Linked DNA regions of Homo sapiens: region 1 is linked to region 2. Evidence: chromatin loops called from intact Hi-C (ENCODE). Cell type or tissue: IMR-90. All regions are shown on one strand. Each heading gives the region's core, and the rest is flanking DNA. Links, peaks and the distances in the headings are about the cores only.

The links. Hi-C counts contacts between places; a loop is a spot of excess contacts. Peaks named below come from ENCODE experiments on the same cell type or tissue, not always from the same donor. Only the 100,000 strongest peaks of a DNase experiment are listed, where the experiment ranks them.
Region 1: a loop joins it to region 2, with 6 times the contacts of the local background. A loop is called at or near these places in 39 of 110 quality-filtered maps.

What each region holds. Positions count from the first base shown.
Region 1 is chr14:77,294,846-77,305,930 of GRCh38, reverse strand. It overlaps POMT2 (protein O-mannosyltransferase 2), which reads left to right. Exons shown (of 21, transcript NM_013382.7): 4 at 1,131-1,239; 5 at 2,988-3,096; 6 at 4,682-4,841; 7 at 6,370-6,476; 8 at 7,160-7,242; 9 at 9,658-9,767. Among named protein-coding and RNA genes, the nearest start is that of POMT2, 20 kb to the left of the region's middle. RefSeq lists enhancers at 1,932-2,431, 2,432-2,933 and a silencer at 4,680-4,739. In IMR-90, for the core only: a CTCF peak has its summit at 4,694 (motif pointing left); DNase peaks (open chromatin) are centred at 2,070, 2,830 and 4,670; H3K27ac peaks cover 246 bases.
Region 2 is chr14:77,546,659-77,556,565 of GRCh38, reverse strand. SPTLC2 (serine palmitoyltransferase long chain base subunit 2) reads left to right here. Exons shown (of 12, transcript NM_004863.4): 8 at 1,047-1,266; 9 at 4,344-4,470. It also overlaps the pseudogene RN7SL587P. Among named protein-coding and RNA genes, the nearest start is that of ISM2, 53 kb to the right of the region's middle. RefSeq lists enhancers at 1,629-1,688, 1,959-2,218. In IMR-90, for the core only: a CTCF peak has its summit at 5,046 (motif pointing right); no DNase peak of the experiment used is centred there; H3K27ac peaks cover 224 bases.

The DNA.
Region 1 (11,085 bases), core at 1,523-9,522, 250 kb after region 2:
CAGAGCCTTTTCTGAAGATTTTGGCATCCCCACACCCTGTCACCATGTTCCTGTGTCTTTCCCCATGAAGGTTTCAGGCACACAGAAAGAGTTTTCCAGCCTTATTTGAAGGGAGGCCAAATGTCTGCTGCAGTCCCTCTGTGTCCTGATTTACAGCACCAGCCTTGATGGAACATGGCAGGGCCTTAACACCCAACTCTTTGGGAACCTTGAACGTGTGGCTGAATGAAGCCAGCAGAAGCTGACCTCCAGTGTGGACCTCTCAGAGAAGTTTGCATTTACAAGCCCCTTTCCTTGAGGATTTCACAGCATTTAAATAAATGGCTGTGTGCTTATTTGGCCTCATCGTTAGATGATTTGCATGGCTATATCGTGGTATATTAAACAAGGAGTATATCCTACCCTCAAGTTCTTGTTCTTAAGTGATTCTGTGTCTTCCTAATAACTTTTGAACACCACATACCATACATAATTGGATGTGACAACCAAACGTGAGAATTTCCCATTCTTCTGGCTTGTCTGTTTATTTTGATGGACAGGTAGGGGATGGAAGAGGGCCAGCAGCTTAAAAAAACAAAAAACCAAACAGGTATCCAGCTACTGAAGTATCAAGCAATCCCTTTTCCCAAAATCAAAATACATACATTGTGTAGATTAAAGACTGGTTTCTGGTGTAAATGAAGAAAAGAACTAGGGGTTCCTTAAAATTCTCTGAAATACCTTCAGAGGGGTCTTTCTCAACTTGTACCTACAGTTGTGTAATAGAAGCTAATGGCTATCAATTACTATCTGTGTGTTAATAACACTCATTTTCTTCCCTTCTCTCTATTCCTGGTGTGTAGCTACTTGGTTGCTTTTCTCCCTGTCTCCTACCCACACCTTCCTGGCTGAACTTGCTGATTTCATGTCAGTGCACAAGTTGCTGCTTAATGGGAACATATATATTGCTTGATTTGGCTCTTCACTATTACAATACTCTTTTCTTAGTTATAGATATCCTAGGTGACTTTAGGTCACCAAAGTCATGCCTTCATCAGGTCCCCTGTCTTAAATGTTAGGTTGTACTGAGTCCAGTAGGTCGCTGACCTAGCTCAGCTTGTTATTTGACAGCTTCTCTATTCCTCCCACAGTTCTGTGCATTCCTTGGCTCCTGGCTGGTCCCCTTTGCCTACCTCACTGTACTGGATCTGTCCAAGTCCCTCTCGGCAGCACTGCTCACAGCTGCCCTCCTCACCTTTGGTAAGTTGTCTTAGCCATACCATGGCTTTTGGGAAATGGGCTGCCACTCCGTGAATGTAGCTGAAAATCAGTACATTCAAGGGCCCTATATGTGGGTCCAGTTCAATTAATTTTAGGATTGGGTAAAATGTACTACAAATCTCATTCACTAGTAATACTTAATGTATATCAATAGTTATATATAACAAGCCTTTATATTATTGGAGGGGAGAATCGGCGTGGGTAATCCCAAGGAATAGATTTACCTCCACGTTATTCACGGTTGAGTTTGGAATGGGTAATAAGATAGATTTGTATGTGAGTATGTGTGTTTTTGAAGGAAGCTTATAATTCTAATTTTGCTTCTCTTAAGTTAAGATTAGTTTGCATTCCTTAACTAATTTCAACTGAATATAAAGGTAAATGCAGAAGTAGCTGGGTGGCAAGAGATAGCAAAATGGGAACTTGGATAATAATCTTCACATGGATAAATGAGAGTTCATCGTAGAAGTTGATCCTGTTGCTAGCTTTGTTCCTATGAAAGTGAATTCATGACCTTGTGGAGCTTAACATTTAAAGAAGTCTAGACCAATTTAAATGGGGTACTTTAGGGGTTTGCTTTGACAGATATGTTGCTTTGTTTTGACAGATAGATTGCAAGATTATTGGCTTTCTCTATAGAGGACTGGTGGCTTTTTCCTTGTATCTTGAATTTCCATCTTCAGTTATTCATTCATTTAGTCATTTATGTACTTTTCATTCAATAGTTATTTCTCAAGCACCTACCCAGCTCCCGGCCACTTTTCTTAGTCTGAGAGGATACACTGATGAGTCACTCTGGTCTCATTGAGCTTACCTCATCGTGGGGCAGACAGTAAATAAACAAGTAAATGAATAAGTCTGTCATGTGATGTCCTAAGCCACAAGTGCAGTGTAGAAAATAAAGCAGTGTAAGGGATGGAATAATGGAGATCAGTACTATTTTAGACAGGATAGTCAGGAAAGAGCTTCTGAGAGGGGAGCTTTGAGCAGAGACCTGAGTGAGACAAAGGATCAGGCCCTGCAGGGATCTGAGGGAAGAGCATTCAGGCAGAGGGAAGTGCATGTACTGTAGTTCTGGTGTGGACCTCTGTGGGTTCAAATCACAGTAAGAAGGCTGGCGTGGAAAGGGCAGAGTGAGTGAGGCAGAGGGTGTTGGGAGATGAGGTTAGATGGGTAGGGAGACCGCACAGACTCTGGCAGTTGTCATGAGAACTTTTTACTTTGAGTGAGGTTGGAAGACATTGGAGGGTTTAAGCAGGGGCATGACATAATGAGATTTAAGGATTTAAATTAAAAAACATCACTCTGCCATCTGTCTGGAGAATCGACCCCCAAGAGAGACTTCATGTAAAATGATAAGATTCTATCATAGGTGTAGATAGTTTGCGGTTACATGAGCAGAGTGGTAGGACTCCCTTTTTGATGGTGGAAATGAGGATGACACCTTGTCTCAGGGCTGGTCTGAGGGAGCGAATGACATGATCCTCTCTTGGGTTGAGGGCCTAGAGGCAGTGTGAGTTACTGCTTCTTGTCATTGGGCTTTGATGTCTCCCAGAGCTGTGGCCTTCTACCTCCCTGATGACTCAGTGTTGACTCTAGTCCTGACTGCACAAGTGCTTACACTCAATTAAGTGGCAAGAGGGACTGTTTCCTACTACTGGGGTGCTTGGTTTTCAGGGGGCCCTTCTCTTACCTCGCTTTTTCACCAGCGAGCTCATGTTTTTCAGACACGGGATGCCTCACTCTGTCCCAGTACATCCTCCTTGACCCCATCCTGATGTTCTTCATCATGGCTGCCATGCTGAGCATGGTCAAGTACAACTCTTGCGCCGACAGGTCAGAAACTCCATCCCCGGGAGGGGAGGGTTGGAAGCTGTGGCAACTCCAAAATTTCTGTAATGGCCAGGGCCAGGGCGGGTGCCCAGAGACTTGTCTTGAAGCTGATTTTAAGGCAAGCATACTTTTTGTTTGTTTTTTTAACTTAGATTGTCCATTTTAGATCATAAAAATAGATTTTAAAAAGTTTTCTACAGGTGATTTTATTTTTGCCATATTCAAGACCGAGAAAATGTCAGTTGTCTTTTTCAAGCGTATTATTATTATCATGTTTACAATGGAGTACAATTGGGTAGGGGTTTTGGGATATCATGGGGGGTCCTAATACTTTCCCCACCCACCTCTTGTAACCAGTGCTGGTTAGGAAATCCCGGGACAGGGCTGTCCTTCACATACTCTGTCCTAGAAGGGAGGGCACCAGGGTAGATGCTGCCTGGAAACTATCTCCCTTTCGTCAGTGGTTGCATCCAGTCCTGACCTAATGATGGGAATAGCATATGTAAAGGTTGGCTTGAATGGTCCATACCAGCCAAGAGGATCCTTCCAGGTCCTGGTCAGTTCTAAAGCTGACTTGGAGGGTCCGGTCTACTTGCAGAATAGTCTTTTCCAGATCATCCTTCTACTTCTGAGAAAGTAGAATAAGTCATTCATTCTATTCAAACCAGAAGAGTTGGCCCCTCGTAGGCTTTTCTGGAAGTTAACTTTGCACAGCCAGGCTCATTAAGCTCCATTGTGCTAATCAAACCTGATCAGTGACTCTCAGCCCACTCTGGCTTTGGTTGTTGTGCTTATGCCACATCCACTTCCATCTACCATTTCTTGAGTACATACTGTGTACCAGGTACTATGCGGGGAGCTGGAGGTACTGAGCTCTGTTGGGCTTGGCTGTTAAGGAATATTCACTCTGGCAGAGGAGGCAGCCAGAGAGCCAGAGAATCATAGTGTAGAGTACTAGGTGCTATACGAATAGCAAAATGGTTAAGAGCACTAACATTGACCCAATTGCCTGGGTTAAAACTGTGCCCCACTGCCTGCTAGCTGTATTACTCCACCTCTCTGTATCTTGATTTCCTCCTGTGCAAAAAGAGGACCTAGTGACAGGATCCTCTGTGTGCTGTAGTGACGGCTAGAAGAGTTAATATATGCATCGTACTTGGAATGATGCGTGACGCATACATAGTAAGCACTCGGTAAATGCTGCCTTCGACAAGGGCAGAGGTGACACAAAGGAGAGGGCTGCCTGAGTCCAGGGGCACCTAAGGATTCTCCTTTTACTCCTGCCTGACTGGTCACTTGTGAAGAAGGAGCCCCCACTTACCCTGAGCCCTGTACTTAGCCAGGAGCACTATGGACACTCTCCCCTGAAGAATACCCTGCGCCCTCAGACAGTGCTTTTCCTGCCGTTCCAGGGGTTTCACAGGCCGCCTCCTCCATGGAGCCACGCCATGGTCCCTTGAGGCTAAGAGCCCCCAAGACAGGGCACAGCACAGCCGCTCCAAGTCTGAGAACTGCCCTGTCCCCTGCTGCGCTTGCGTTTGGCTTTGGTTCCAGCTGCCAAATTGAACTCCGTCTTGTTGATTTTCAGGCCCTTCTCTGCCCCCTGGTGGTTCTGGCTCAGCCTGACTGGCGTTAGTCTTGCTGGTGCTTTAGGGGTCAAGTTTGTTGGCCTCTTTATCATCCTTCAAGTGGGGCTGAACACCATTGCAGACCTTTGGTACCTGTTCGGAGACCTCAGTCTTTCATTGGTGAGCACCCAAGGGTTTGCTGTGGAAATGTTTTTGCTCCCTGATGTTGCTGAGTAGGAGCTGGTGGCCTTCTCTGTCTCTACTGCAGGTGGCAGAGTGGCTGTGTTCTGGGTCCCAGGTGGGCTGGACCCCCCAACCTCCGCAGACAGCAGGACATCAGGGAGTGGGCCCGGCTGAGGACTGGATAGGGTTCAAGGGAGAGGATAGATTAACATTCTTGGAAGTCTCTTTTTGCATTTGTTTTATAATGTCTGTCTTTTTTTTTTTTTTGAGATAGAGTTTCACTCTGTTACCCAGGCTGGAGTGCAGTGGGCCGATCTTGGCTCACTGCAACTTCCGCCTCCTGGGTACGAGTGATTCTTTTGCCTCAGCCTCCCAAGTAGCTGGGATTACAGGCACATACCACCATGCCCAGCTAATTTTTGTAGTTTTAGTAGAGATGCGGTTCTACCATGTTGGCCAGATTGTTCTCAAACCCCTGACCTCAAGTGATCCGCCCGCCTTGGCCTCCCAAAGTGCGGGGATTACAGGCATGAGCCACCGAGCCCGGTCTGAACTCACAATTTTCATTTCCTGACCCACGGTCTCCATATTTGGAGGCCAGTAAGGGCCTTTACAGTTTATTATTTATTAAGGGCTGATTCTATGCCAGGCACTATGCGAAACGCTTTACCTTCATTATCTCATTTACCCCTCATAATAGTCCTATGAGGTAGGGAGTTATTACCCTGATTTTCAAATGAGGAAATCAAAACCTACAGAGGTAATGACTTCCCCGAGGCCATCGGGGAGTGAGAGGTGTATCTAGGAGTCACAACCAGGTTAGGTTGGCCCCAGGCCATCACTCTGCTGTGGTGCTGCTCCATCACCTCCAAACCAGCTCCTAACAAGTTTATTCATTCATTCATTCATTTATTCAGAAAATGTGTAAAGATCATCCAGCCACTGTGTGTGAGGTGCTGGAATATACAGATGAATATAATATGGTCCCCACCCTCTGTGGTCAATGGAGAGAGAGAAATAAGGAAGCAGGCAGTTACAGTCAGCCAGGAGTGCTGGGAGAGCACAGAAAAGGGCACTCGGCCAGTCCCAGGCAATCCAGGAAGGCCTCTGGAAGGAAGCCGCGAAGTTAAGATAAGGAGCCATTAGCCATGTGATGGGTTGGGCTGGGACAGTAGAGGAAGCACTGGGAAAGTTCAAGGAGGTTAGTGTACCTGGAACATGGAGCGGACTGGTGAGCAACTGTGTTGCAGATGCAGGTGCCTTGTCCTTGGCACAGTAACATCCTGGGGTTTTGGGTGTAGAGCCTGGAGAGGTAGCAGAGGGCTGGCCCATGTTTATCTTGTGTAGTGCTTGGGTGGTGGGTGTTACAGAAAGGCTTAGGGTTTCCACATATTCTTCTCTCTCCTCTTGGCCATTTTTTATGATTATGACTGATATATTAAAAGCTATATATAATGCATGCATAGTGCCTAAGGAATAATGAGGTCTCACATGCCTAGCACCCCACGCTGGCCTCTGTTTGCAGGTGACTGTGGGAAAACACCTGACTGCTCGTGTCCTGTGCCTCATAGTGCTGCCCCTGGCTCTCTATACAGCCACCTTTGCTGTTCACTTCATGGTGCTGAGTAAAAGGTACAGACAGAGCCTTTGCAGCATCTTGCTTCTGGTTTTCCTTTTGCTCCTAAGCCTGTGGAGGGGTCGGATGATTTTCTGGGTCTGTGGTTAAAATGATAGGTGAGGGACCCCAGGGGCTTTTTCCTGTTTCTTTCCTGCTATGTTCTATCCTTTGGGTATATGCTAAGGGCTCAGAAAGGCCAGCACCCTAACCTGAAGGAAGAAGCTATTTTCGTTATAGCCAAATTGTCCCTTATCTCTAAACAGAGTCCCCTGTACTTAGCAAGGATAGGCCACAATAAGATGTGCAGTAGGAGTGAGTGTAACAATAACAGTAACTCCGGCGGCAACAGCTCCCACTTAATGAGTAGCTACTGAGAATCAGGAACTGTGTTCCGCATTTTGTACACATTATCTCATTTAATCAGAATCACTTGTGACTTCTCTTGGTTTCTTTAAATCTCTAGTTTATAAATGAGGAACTAAGGCTAAACAAGGTTATCTTGCCCAAGGTCGCACAGCTAGTAAGTGGCTGAGTTGGGATTTGGACCCCAGTTTCTCCAACTCCATCACCCACCTCTGTCCCATGATCTGATTCTACTTTCCTTAAACTATCTGAGCAGAGCTCTTCCCAGCGCTCCTGGGAAATCACACTTTCACTCCTTTAACTTGACTCTCTTCTGCTCTTCCTCTCCCCACAGTGGCCCTGGTGACGGTTTCTTCAGTTCTGCCTTCCAGGCCCGGCTTTCAGGGAACAACCTGCACAATGCTTCCATCCCTGAACGTGAGTGTCTCTGGGCCATTACAAAGGTAGAAGGCAGAGGGGTGTCCTGGGAGTTGAATTGGAAAAGACAAATATGATGGCTTTGGGTTATTTTAGCCTGTGATGGCACGGTGGGAGAAAGACCCAGATAGATCTGGTGAAAATACTCGAGAGTGAATCAGGACAGAGGAGAGGAAGACATCCTGAGCAGCAAGCTCTCTGACCCTAAAGAATGACTTCTCCTTGGTGGCTCTCCAAGCCAGCTCTGTGGGAAGGTCACTCAGAGAGAATATGGTGACAGCACCAGGCCCTTCAGAGCCAGTTTTTGGTTTCCCGCACCGCTTTCTGAGTGTTGCATTCGTTCATCTATGACAGATGGTAGTGGAGCGCGTGCTCACCCTCCAGAGATGGAGCCTGGTGTAGAGGAGCTCCACACGGTGTGGCTGGAAGCGTTAAGTACGTAAAGAGGGAGCACAGCTCTGGGGATTGACAGGCGTGAAGGAGCATGGCTGCTGGGCGGTTAAGGGCATCAGAGGTTCGTGATGTGGGTTGCCTTGGAGTCAGGCCCTGGAAGAATGTGTGGCTTTCAACAGAGGAGAGGGCATCTCAGGCAGGAGGGATGACATGATCAAAGCTGAGGACAGAGTAAAACTTGAGGCACAGGTATATGCAGAAAACTACTGGAAGATAAATGTGAAAAGTTAGGTTGGGCCCAGACTATGAGGGTTTGAGGTGTCTGGATGAGGTATTTGACTTCCTAAAACAGGCCGTGGAGACCTAGTGGAGGTCTTTGAGCAGCCAGGAGGCCAGGAAGGCTGTGCTATAGGGAGATGACATGGGTGGGAGAGTCGAGGCTGGCTGGGGAGGGGACAGGATTGTAGGCAAGAGAAACCCTCTGGGAAGCTATTGCAGGAACCTGAGCTGGGTATGGTGGGGCAGCCACAGGGTAAGGCAAATGGGCATATACAAGGGAGATCTGGACACAGCAAGAGAGGAAGAAAGATGTCACTAAGGACTTGAGTGCAGGTGATTGCTTCCTGGAGGCAGAGACTGCATCTTACTCATTTTAGTCTTTCCAGGACTTTGCACAGTGCCTAAAATACAGCGGACTCTCCCAGACTGGGAAGAATGAGAAATAGGGAAGCAGGAGAAGAAGTTGGGTTGGAAGGGCAGATACTGAATTCCACGCGAGAGGGGTTGATAGTGAGCTGCTTGGGGAAATTGTTGCCATGGGGCCAGTGGGATTTGGGGCTGATGCTTTCAAAGGAGGAATCAGACAAGTAAAACGGTAATTGATGCTGTGGCAGTAGCTGTGATTTGTAAGGAAACTGTAGAAAGAGGAAAAGAATAGAGCTGAGGTCAGATCACTGGGGAATGCAAGAGGAGGAGGAATTAGGAGAGGAGACTGCGGAGGAGCAGCCCTTGAGAGAGTGTGCGGTCGAGAAGTGGGAACAGAGAGCATTTCAAGAAATAAAGGTGGTCAGCCATGTGCAGGGCTGCCGAGGTTGGCCTGCCTGAGAACTCAGAAGAACACAGCTGTGGAGTTTAGCAAATTCCTGCTCATTATTTAAAGGCCTAGTTCAGCTGTCACCTCTTCGATCAAGTCGTCCTCTCTTTAATCCTTGGGAGAGAATTTGGCCTGTTCCGAGTTCCCACCATTCCCACCATGTCACACATTGTCACGCCTTTGTGGGGCACTTGCCCACTGTCCTATACTTGTCAGTGTGTGAAGCCATCTTCCTTGTAGACAGGGCTCTTCCAGGGCCACAGGCAGGCCTCCTCCACCTTTGGATCCAGTGTGTAATTCTTCTGGTCCACTGAATGAACAAAGAAAAACAGGAGCAGGTCATTCCAGCGGATTGGAAGAAGGACAGTATTAAGGAAAAAAGGTTTCTCAATAACTCAGGGCCTATAGGAGCAGGGGATGCTCTTGAGAAGTGGTTTTCTGTGTTTTTTGTTTTTTAATTCAGAGTAAAACAAAACACCATTGAACAGTTATTTCATATGGTACTAGATTCAAAAGGCACGAAAGGATATAGAGTGAAAAAAATGGTTTGTCAAAATGCTGTATCTTGGAGAACATTCCAGGCGAAGACAGAAGATACTTCCTTCTTTATTCCATTGAATCCATGTGGAGACCTTGAGAAGGACAAGTTGTTTTTCGTCTTTTGCTGTTACACGTAGTGCTTTGATAATGACAGTGTTAACACAAGCTTCTTCTGAAGCCCTCAGGAGGCGGGGGAGTAAGTGGGCCCTGTGGTGAACTCTGTCTTGAGTCGGCTCCATGGGAGTGAGAAGGTAGCTGGGCTTCAGTCCAGGGCCCAGGGGAGTCTCGCAGAGGGTTAGTGAGCCCTGTGGCTTCCGAGGCTCCTCGCAGGCACGGACAGCCTCTGGCACTGTGCCAGCTCACCCCTCTGCTGTCTCCCTTCCTCCCAGACCTGGCCTACGGCTCTGTGATCACTGTGAAGAACCTCCGGATGGCCATCGGCTATCTGCACTCCCACAGGCACCTCTACCCCGAGGGCATTGGTGCCCGTCAGCAGCAGGTCAGTGAGCCTTTTGTGCACTTGTACGGCAGCAATGCTGTTCGCCATGACAGTTCACTCTCTTGCCTCCTATCCTTTGCTCATCCTGTTCGCCCTGCTTGAAACATTCTTCCTAGCCCTGCACCCTTCTGTTTTCTCTGGCTAACCCCAGCTTCTCTAGGCATCAGCATAGGTGTTCTTTAGTGACAACCATGTCCCACCTCTCCATGGTGCTGGGTGGGGTGCCCCTCTGATGAGAGGCTTGGTGGCACCTTCCACATGCCTACGTGGTAAACCTTCTCATATTGAACTGTGCATGCTTACTTCCCGCCGTCTCTTTGGTACTTGATTGCTAGCTCCTGGAAGGCTCAATTGCCTAGCACGGTGCCTGCTATGGGATGGGTGATGAATAAAGTGTGGTATTTATGAACACAGACCTGGGAACCAGACTAGATGATCGGGGTGTGAAGCCTGCTTTCATATAGAGTGTCACTTTGGACAAGTTCATCTTCTTGTGCTTCAGTATCCTCTTCTTTTTTTTTTTTTTTTTTTTGAGATGGAGTCTTGCTCTGTCACCCAGGCTGGAGTGCAGTGGCGTGATCTCAGCTTACTGCAAACTCCGCCTCCCGGGTTCACGCCATTCTCCTGCCTCAGCCTCCCGAGTAGCTGGGACTACAGGCACCCGCCACCACGCCTGGCTAATTTTTCGTATTTTTAGTAGAGACAGGGTTTCACCGTGTTAGCCAGGATAGTCTCGATCTCCTGACCTCATGATCCACCTGCCTCGGCCTCCCAAAGTGCTGGGATTACAGGCATGAGCCACCGCGCCCAGCCTGTATCCTCCTCTTTAAGTTGGGGAAAATGAGTAGTACCTCTCTCCATCAAAGGGCAGTTGTGAGGATTAAATGAGATAACAATGTGAAGTGCTTATGAAAGATTAGCCATGTGAGTATCATCTGAATGAGTGAACGATGCTGTGTCCATGTTAAGGAGTGTTTGTGTGGCTGCAGTGGATGGTGCCTGAGAGGGAGAAGCAGGATGCTGAAGAGGTTGGTGGGGCCATATTGGGGAGAGGCCTGTGTTATAGTAGATTTGACTTTGCTCCATAGACATTAGGGAGGCAATCAAAATTATTATGATTATGATTAGATCTCTAGTTTAGAAAGGTAACTTTAGTGGAAATGTGATAGCTCACAAGGAACCAGTTTGGAGGCAATAATTATGACAAAGGACAGTGAACAGAGGCAAAAAGCATGGAATCTTTACTTTGCAAAGATTTGTTCTTTGCAAAAAGTTGTCTCTCTCCAAATGCTTTATTTTTATTTCCCTTTTAGTTGCT
Region 2 (9,907 bases), core at 346-8,345:
AATAAAAATTAAAAAGAAATATTTTATTTTGGTTAACCTTTACAGCTTTTACACGTATTTTTACCACCTAATTTTTTTTGTTCTTTTGTGTCATTTTAATTGCCTGTGCAACGTGATGCAAAGTCTCATGTTGCCTGTAATTACAAGCTTTAGAAGAATCTGCTGTGACCTTAATTATTTTTGTCGTGAATTAAGATTGCTTGTGTTTGGTGCTTGTTTTTTGTTTTTTGGTGGTTTGGGTGGCTTTTTTTTTAAGATGGAATCTCGCTGTGTCACCCAGGCTGGAGTGCAGTGGCGGGATGTCGGCTCACTGCAACCTCCGCTTCCCGGTTCTCCTGCCTTAGCCTCCCGAGTAGCTGGGATTACAGGTGTGTGCCACCAAGCCCAGCTAATTTTTGTATTTTTAGTAGAGACGGGGTTTCACTGTGTTGGCCGGGCTGGTCTCGAACTCCTGACCTCAAGTGATCCGCCTACCTCAGCCCACCAAAGTGCTGGGATTACAGGTGTGAGCCACCGCGCCCAGCCAGTGCTTGTTTTAAAAGTCCAGTTTTCTTTCCCCTAGTCTTTTGCCTTGCCATGGCTTCATCTACCTTTGTCAGTTTAAGCCACAGATACAGTTGTCAGACCATTTAAAACCCAATAAACTCAGCCGGGCAGGGTGGCTTATTCCTGTAACCCCAGAACTGTGGGAGGCCAAGGCGGGTGTATCACTTGAGGCCAGGAGTTCGAGACTAGCCTGGGAAACATGAGGAAACCCTATCTCTACTAAAAATACAAACATTATCTGGGCGTGGTGGTGGCGGGCACCTCTAGTCCCAGCTACTTGGGAGGCTGAGGCACAAGAATCGCTTGAACCCAGGAGTCAGGGATTGTAGTAAGCCGAGATTATGCCACTGCACTTCAGCCTGGACAATGGAGCAAAACTCTGTCCCAAGAAAAAAAAAAGAAGCAGTAAACTCAATAATAATGAAGTGCCAAACTCCCAATTTTGATTTAAAAAGTCTCAGTGTATATGTGTATATATATATTTTTTCATGTTTTGCCAGCATGGAGGGATCTATTGTTCGTCTTCCTGAAGTGATTGCCCTCAAGAAGAAATACAAGGCATACTTGTATCTGGATGAGGCTCACAGCATTGGCGCCCTGGGCCCCACAGGCCGGGGTGTGGTGGAGTACTTTGGCCTGGATCCCGAGGATGTGGATGTTATGATGGGAACGTTCACAAAGAGTTTTGGTGCTTCTGGAGGATATATTGGAGGCAAGAAGGTAAACGAGCCATGAGAATGAGCGATTAGAGATAAAGTCACTGGCAATTAGATTTGGTACCTCAGGCCTAGCAGATGGGGCCCTGAACTGGGATGTCCGCAAATTTGCCTCTGGTTTAGGCTCATAATACCAGTGAGTGACTCTAATGTCTCCTCACTGAACTAAAGGCTGGTTCTGTTCATTGTTTGTTGTTTTCTTATTTGAGCTTCTTTCTAAGCTACATGCTGATCTGAGATATAGAATACCCTCTTGTGTGAAAGAACACACAGTGGTGCTCCCTGCCCGCCCCAGCCTTCTGTTGGGTTTGCATTGTGCTCACAGTTTCAAAAACAGTGGGGTTGTCATGGGAGCCCATGGGAATAGCAGGTCACCTTGCCCTTGGACACAAATATATCATGAGTGAACATGGAGACAGGAAGCAAAAAAGTTGTGCCAGCTGTGGGGTACTACAAAGCATTGTATTTTTCAATTTTTAAACTATGAAGTTGCCTTTTCTGGGTCTTTGTAGTCAGAAAAAAATCATACGGTGAATTTTGATGCAGGTAAGAATCTGTGGTGTGGTCGAAATGGTGAACCATAAAGACAGAGGCCTGGGTCTGAATATTTCTCGGCTTACTTTGTTAGACCTCAGGGAAAACATTTAACCTCCCAGTTTCCTTGTCAGTAAAATGGAGATAAATATGCCCAGCTTGTAAGATTGTAGTAAGGGTTTAAAAAGTAATATATGTCCATGCTACAACGTGGGTGCACCTTAAAAACATTATGGTAAGTGAAAAAAGTCACAAAAAGTCACATATTGCATGTTTTAAAATATGTGATACCTAGAATAAGCATAGAAACAGAAAGTAGATTAGTAGTTGCCGGAGGCGGAGGGGATAGGGAAATGGAAAGTGAATGCTAATGGGTATGAGGTTTCCTTTCAGGGTTATGGAAATGTTCTAAAATTAGTGGTAAAAGTGGCACAACTCTGGATATACTAAAAACCACTGAATTGTGCTTTAAAACGGTGAATTCTGTGTATGTGGCTTATATCACAATGAAGCTGTTATTTTTAAACGTTGATTGCAATGTTAGGGAAAAAATAATGTATGTCAGGTATTTGTATATGGCACAGAGGAGGTGCTCATAAATGTTCTTAATTTTGCTTCACCACTCAATATTCGGAGTATTAAAGAATGGTTATGCTGGGCACAGTAGCTCACACCTGTAATCCCAGCACTTTGAGAGGCTGAAGTGGGAGGATTACTTGAGCCCAGGAGTTCAATACCAGCTGGGCAACATAGTGAGACTTCATCTCTACAAAAAAGTAAAAAAATTAGCTGGGTGTGGTGGTGGCACATGCCTGTAGTCCCAACTATGGGGGAGGCTGAGATGAGAGGATTGCTTGAGCCTGGGAGATCAAGGATGCAGTGAGCCGTGATTACACCACTGCATTGCAGCCTGGGCAACAGAGCAAGACCCTATCACAGAAAAAAAGGTCATTCTTTTAATACTTGATTGCCTGTTAGAGAGAACTCATTTTCAGTGACTTTTAATCAGCTTTGATAGATTTTTTTTTTTTTTTTTTTTTGAGACCAAGCCTTACTCCATTGCCAGGCTGGAGTTCAGTGGCACAATCTTGGCTCACTGCAACCTCCGCCTCCTGGGATCAAGCGATTCTCCTGCCTCAGCCTCCCAAGTAGCTGGGACTACAGGCACGTGCCACCATGCCCAGCTAATTTTTTGTATTTTTAGTAGAGACAGGGTTTCACCGTGTTGGCCAGGATGGTCTCGATCTCTTGACCTCGTGATCTGCCCGCCTCGGCCTCCCAAAGTACTAGGATTACAGGTGTGAGCCACTGCACCTGGCCAGGTTTGATAGATTTTTATCTCAAATATTACCTTTTTGTTAATGGGACCAGGCTCACTTTGGAGAGTTGTTTTTTAGTAAGCTTTGTGGCTGTGAACCAAAGGATAGAAAAATAATACTCTGGGAGATCATTAAAGTACAATATATTTGTGCTTTTGGTTTTTTTAGTACAATTTTTAATATTTTTGAGATAAAACTGTTTCATAGCCACATTTGTGTCCCCCTAATTTGTTCTGGTACATAAGCTTCTTGTGTGTGCATTTTAAAGATTTGGTGAAATTAAAAGATATCAGAGAATAGGGATATACAATTAAGTTTTTTTGAAATCCTTGTAAATGACAGAGTTTTACTTTATTCAGTGAGATGTCATTGGCATTTTAATAAAATACCTTGTAAGTTTCTATTTCACATTTATATCATTTTATACATTTCTGCATATCTGGAGGAAGTTCTAATGCTCTTAAAGTTGATGTTAGAGAACTGTTATTTAGGGGTAGAAGGATGGGCTTTATAGGCACACAGAGCTGCAGATGACATTTTCTGTGATACTTGGAATTAAATCATTATATCTAAAAAGCAATCCAAACACCTTGTTTAATTCAGCTGTGTTCATTTATTTTTAACTTTTTTTTTTTTTTTTTTTTTAAGACGGAGTCTCACTCTGTCCCCCAGGCTGGAGTGCAATGGCGCAATCTCAGCTCACTGCAACCTCCGTCTCCTAGGTTCAAGCGATTCTCCTGCCTCAGCCTCCCAAGTAGCTGGGATTATAGGTGCCCGCCTCCACGCACAGCTGATTTTTGTATTTTTAGTAGAGATGGGGTTTCACCATGTTGGTCAGGCCAGTCTTGAACTCCTGACCTCAGTAGATCCACCCACCTTGGCCTCCCAAACTGCTGGGATTACAGGCATGAGCCACCATGCACGGCCATATTTCTAACTTTAAATGATACATTCTCCAAATTTAGAGGGGTTGTTTTAAAACTAGTTTTTCTCTTATGTTGTTCCATGTTTAAAAAACAAAACCAAACCTAAGAACTTTGCCATGTTTCTGACCCAGTTGTTGCCAGCGGTATGCTTCGACCATGTTGGTTGACCTTGTATCTCAGATTAGTGTCCCTATTCCAGTGCCATTGAAGTGAGGAGTCCTCTAGAACTTAGAAGGAAAGGACTGACATTGCCGGTGAATGCAAGAATTGTCTCTACTTATCTGCCTCTGTGAACTCCCCAGGAGCTGATAGACTACCTGCGAACACATTCTCATAGTGCAGTGTATGCCACGTCATTGTCACCTCCTGTAGTGGAGCAGATCATCACCTCCATGAAGTGCATCATGGGGCAGGATGGCACCAGCCTTGGTAAGTCTTTCTTTTCTTGAAACATTGCATAAGTCCACCTAGCAGCCAAACGTGCTGTTTTTCTTGAGCTTTTTTCCTAAAATAAATAGTCAGGTTTACTAATAGGCAGAGCTGGCTGGTGTGTGGTTTCCATGGACACTTTTTTAGTGTGTTTGATACATATGCCATGAGAACGACCCTGGCTCACTTTCTATGGAATTTTCTTGTTTATAGATGGGAGGCTTTACTCTTACTATCCTACATACCCTCTTAACTCAGAGGTAATATACCTTCGAGGTTTTTCTTGAATTACATAATTTTATGTGAAGGTATAATTCACTGTTAGTGATGTTTCATTAACAGCATAGTTAAGAGCTGCTGTTTTCATAAATTAGTATTCCTGATTTAATGCCTTTTTAAAGAGTTTCTACTTTCATATACGGTAGATAATAAATGACATCCTGAATCAGTTTATTTTGTCTTTGATGGGATTTGTAGTCCCAACTAGATGCCTTGATTTAAACATACTACTGTGAACAGTGAAGTTCAGTGTTCACTTTCTGACATTTGACTTTTATTCTGCAACACCAGAGGGCAGTATTGACTGCAGAACAGTGGTACTAAAAGGGGAGCAACTGGGTGTCTGTCTTTACTTTAAAAAATATTTTCATTGCATGTATGAGACAATAATTTCACTTGTCGCTTTTTTTTTTTTTTTTTTTTTTTGAGACGGAGTCTCACTCTGTCACCCAGGCTGGAGTGCAGTGGTGTGATCTTGGCTCACTGCAAGCTCTGCCTCCCGGGTTCACACCATTCTGCCTCAGCCTCCCGAGTAGCTGGGACTACAGGCGCCCGCCACCACGCCCGGCTAATTTTTTTGTATTTTTAATAGAGACGGGATTTCACCGCATTAGCCAGGATGGTCTCGATCTCCTGACCTCGTGATCCGCCCTCCTCGGGCTCCCAAAGTGCTGGGATTACAGGCGTGAGCCACCGTGCCCGGCCCAGTTGTTGCTTTTTTAATGCTTGTAAAGTCAGTTTGGCATTTGTAAAAGATTTCACATTATCAGCCATGAGCTCTCCACTCTACAGTTATGTAATACTTTATTGTAAGATTGATTTGGCTTGCATCGAATAAAGTGGCACATCTGATTTTGGTTGGTTTAAGACTGTTTTCTTTCTTTCTTTTTTTTTTTTTCTGGTTTTTGTTTTTGAGACAGAGTCTTGCTCTGTCTCCCGGGCTGGAGTGTAGTGGTGCGATCTCAGCTCACAGCAACCTCCGCTTCCCAGGTTCACATGATTCTCCTGTTTCAGCCTCCCAAGTAGCTGGGACCACAGGAGTCTGCCACCACACCTGGCCATTTTTTTTGTATTTTTTGTAGAGATGGGGTTTCACCATGTTGCCCAGGTTGGTCTTGAACCCCTGGGCTCAAGCAGTCTGCCTGCCTTGGCCTTCCAACGTGCTGGAATTACAGCTGTGAGCCACCACACCCAGCTGACTGTTTTCTTTTCTTTTCTTTTCCTTTCCTTTTCTTTCTTTTGAGATGGAGTTTTGCTCTTGTTGCTCAGGCTGGAGTGCAATGGCATGATCTTGGCTCACCACAATCTCTGCCTCCCAGGTTCAAGCGATTCTCCTGCCTCAGCCTTCCCGAGTAGCTGGGATTACAGGCATGCGCCACCACACCCGGCTAATTTTGTATGTTTAGTAGAGACCGGGTTTCTCCGTGTTGGTCAGGCTGGTCTCGAACTCCCGACCTCAGGTGACCTGCCTGCCTTGACTTCCCAAAATGCTGGGATTACAGGCGTAAGCCACCGCGCCCAGTCGACTGTTTTCTTAAATCAGAATTTTACCTTAACATTTTTTCTGATCTGTGCTAGATCCTTGTTATCTCTAATGAGAGATTTTTGGAAATAGTGAAATGTGATCATTTTCAGTTTTGTGAATTAATTCCTTGAAGAAGTTGTTTTATTAATGTTGCAAACACATAGTGGAGCCTGTGAATAGCTCCCTGTTAATAACAGCTATATCTCCTCTCCTTCTGATGTGGTGTTAGTGGAAACTGTGTGTGAATCTGAGAGACAGACATATATACACACATATATATACATACAGCTAGCATTTCTCTAGGTACTTCACATAGGCACACTTACCTTACTGATTCAGCACACAGGTTTAGGTGACTAAGAAATGGCTAAGAGCTATCAAAGTTAACATTGGATAATTTATTTGCCCTGTTCCAGAACATGGATCTGTGTGACACATTACCCCCAGATAAATGACTTATCTGTACTAAATGATGAAATCTGGGCTGTGCTAGTAGTGAGAAAATGAAACATGGTAATTATATATAGGCTTTGGATCAGCACAAGTTTTCTAGTTTTTGCCTCTAGCCACCCCCAAAGCTTAGTGATGTGACACAACAGCCATCTGATTATGCTCACAGATGCCACAGGTCAAGAATTCGGTCAGGGCACAGCAGGGATGACTTGTCTTTGCTCTGTTGTCTGGGGCTGGCCTGGAAGACTCAAGTGTCTGGAAAGACTGAGATGGTTGGTGGTTGGGATCATCTGGAAGCTTTTCCACTCACATGTCACCTGGGCTGGAGTGACTTGGAGCCAGGCTCAGCTGAGGCTGTTGACCAGAGCACCTTCATGCATGTATCTTTTCAATGTGGCTTAGGCTCCTCATGACATCGTGACTGTGTACCCAGAAAGGATGCTTCAGAGAGCAAGCATTCCAAAGAACCTGGCGGAAACCCCATGACCTTTTCTGACCTGTTGTTAACAAGCAGGTCACTAAGGCCATCCCGGATTGAAGGGGTGGGGAACTAGATTCCACCTCCCCAGTGGAGGCATGTCAAAGAATTTGTGGCTGGTTTTTTTTTTTTTGAGATGCAGTCTCAAGGAGAAGTACCATGCTTTTTTAAACAACCAGATCTTGGGAGAACTCAGAGCGAGAACTCACTCATTACCCAAGGATGGCAGCAAGCCATTCACGAGGATCCTCCCCATGATCCACACACCTCCCACCAGGCCCTACCTCCGTCATTGGGGATCACATTCCATCCTGAGATGGACAAACATCCAAACCATGTCAGTGAATATATTACATTTATCATTAAAACTTTGTTATTGTTGGATTCCAGAGTACATTAAGTACCTGGTATTGAAAGTAAGGCTTAAACATGTATATGTGGTTGCTTATTGTTAAATGTTTTCATCTTTTTGTGTGAAGAAATGTTGCTCTTTGGTGAGAGTACAGAGCCTTCAGAAAAGCTGCAGCATGTAAGGGAAGGTGAGATCCAGTTTCCACACGACTTTGTGAGCGCTCCTTTCCCCTTCCTCCCAACTTTTTCCGCATTTCCCCTCCAGTTTCTATCCTTTTCCCAAGGAAGAACAGGACATATGACTAGGTTGACAGATCTTGAAAGGCAACTTCACTAGGATCTCAGGTGAGATAATAATGAATGGGAATTGTGCTGCCAGGATGCCTGTACCTGGAGTGGGAATACTGAGCACAGGCCAGGGAGTAGAAAAAATGAGGCCTAGGAAATTCTGTTAAATTCCACTAGACATTTGAAATTCTAACTTTTACTTTACACATCACTAATCCGTGTCCACTAATGGAAATTTAGCTGTAGTATCTACATACGAATCAAGGCAAAGTGTTTGACCAAATCAACTAAAATTTTGCTTTTCCATTTTCCAGAGCTGTGCTTTGATGTATTTTATTTCTGTCCAAAGGTGTAGTTAATAATAACATGCATAGCACCCAGCTTAGTGTGTGACATCTAGGATCCTTTCAGTAAATTTATTGAATGACTGAATGAATGCACGCATGATTGGCAATACCAGAAAATCAGTGGGTTCTTCAAGTACTTTATTGTAACATTGCTTGAATAGTTGAATGTTAAGCCAGAATGACCAAATTATGGAACCAAATTAACTAGATAGGTACATTTTAATAGATACATTTTTAAATAATGTCAGAACGCTTTATAGAGTTTTGTACTTCTTTGTTTTGAAAGGAACTGGGTCCTTGCAGGCAGCTACTGATGTAGGAGAAAAAAGACTACCCTGAGCAGATTGAGGTTTAATTAAAACTAGGTTTGGCTCATTTGAATTAATTCCAGTAATAGACTTGTTAATTAGGTGTTAAATGATCACCTTGAGAATACCGGGGAACTGTCAAAAACTAAGAGAACTGAGACACTTAAAAAAAAAAAAAAAAAAAAAAAAAAAGACATTCCAGGACAATGCAGTGGCACATGCCTGGAGTCCCAGCTACTCAGGAGGCTGAGGCACGAGGATCGCTTGAGCCCAAGAGTCCTGGGCTGTAGCACACTGTGCCAGAGACGTGTCTGCACCAAGTTCAGCCATCAGTATGATGACCTCCCAGAAGTAGGGGACCACCAGGTTGCCTAAGGAGGGGTGAATTGGCCCAGGTTGGAAACGAACAGGTTAAAACTTCCCCTGCTGATCAGTAGTGGGATTACGCCTGTGAATAGCCACTGCACTCCAGCCTGGGCAACATAGCGAGACCTTGTCTCTTTAAAACAAAACAAAACAAAAAAACATTCCAAGATTCCCATGCAGAAGGGTTAGAAGTGTTGAAAAAACACAGCCTTGCTGGGAGGGGGTCATAAAGAGAGACTTTCCTGCCTGTCTTCAGGGCTGACAGCTTTTAACCCTCCCGTCAAGCACCATACTTCCTGAGCCCAAGAACGTTTGGGTGTTGACTTTCTTCTTTGTTGTGCTTTAAAGTAATTTATTTCACTATTAGAAATTCATCGAAATAAAAATTAAGTTTTCTGGTAAGCACAGTTTTGTTCTTACCCACAGTAGAGTTTAGCAGTTTATCTGATGCTGGGAATCAGACTCGCTTCCTCCTGTTTTGTGACTTTCTGCCTAGAATGCTGTTGTTTGGAAAAAAAAAAAAAAATACTTGTTTCCGCCGGGTGCGATGGCTCACACCTGTAATCCCAGCACTTTGGGAGGCCGAGGCAGGCGGATCACCTGAGGTCGGGAATTCAAGACCAGTCTGACCAACATGGAGAAACCCTGTCTCTAATAAAAATATGAAAATTAGCTGGGTGTGGTGGCGCATGCCTGTAATCCCAGCACTTTGGGAGGCCAAGGCAGGCGGATCACCTGAGGTCGGGAATTCAAGACTAGCCTGACCAACATGGAGAAGCCCTGTCTCTAATAAAAATACGAAAATTAGCTGGGCGTGGTGGCGCATGCCTGTAATCTCAGCTACTTGGGAGGCTGAGGCAGGAGAATTGCTTGAACACAGGAGGTTGCGGTGAGCTGAGATCGCGCCATTACACTCCAACCTGGGCAACAAGAGCGAAACTCCATCTCCAAAAAAAAAAAGTGTTTTACCATTTGTTAAACACTTATCAAGCAACAAGCAACTACTCTCTACATAGTGGTAGATATGCTGTGTGGGAGATGC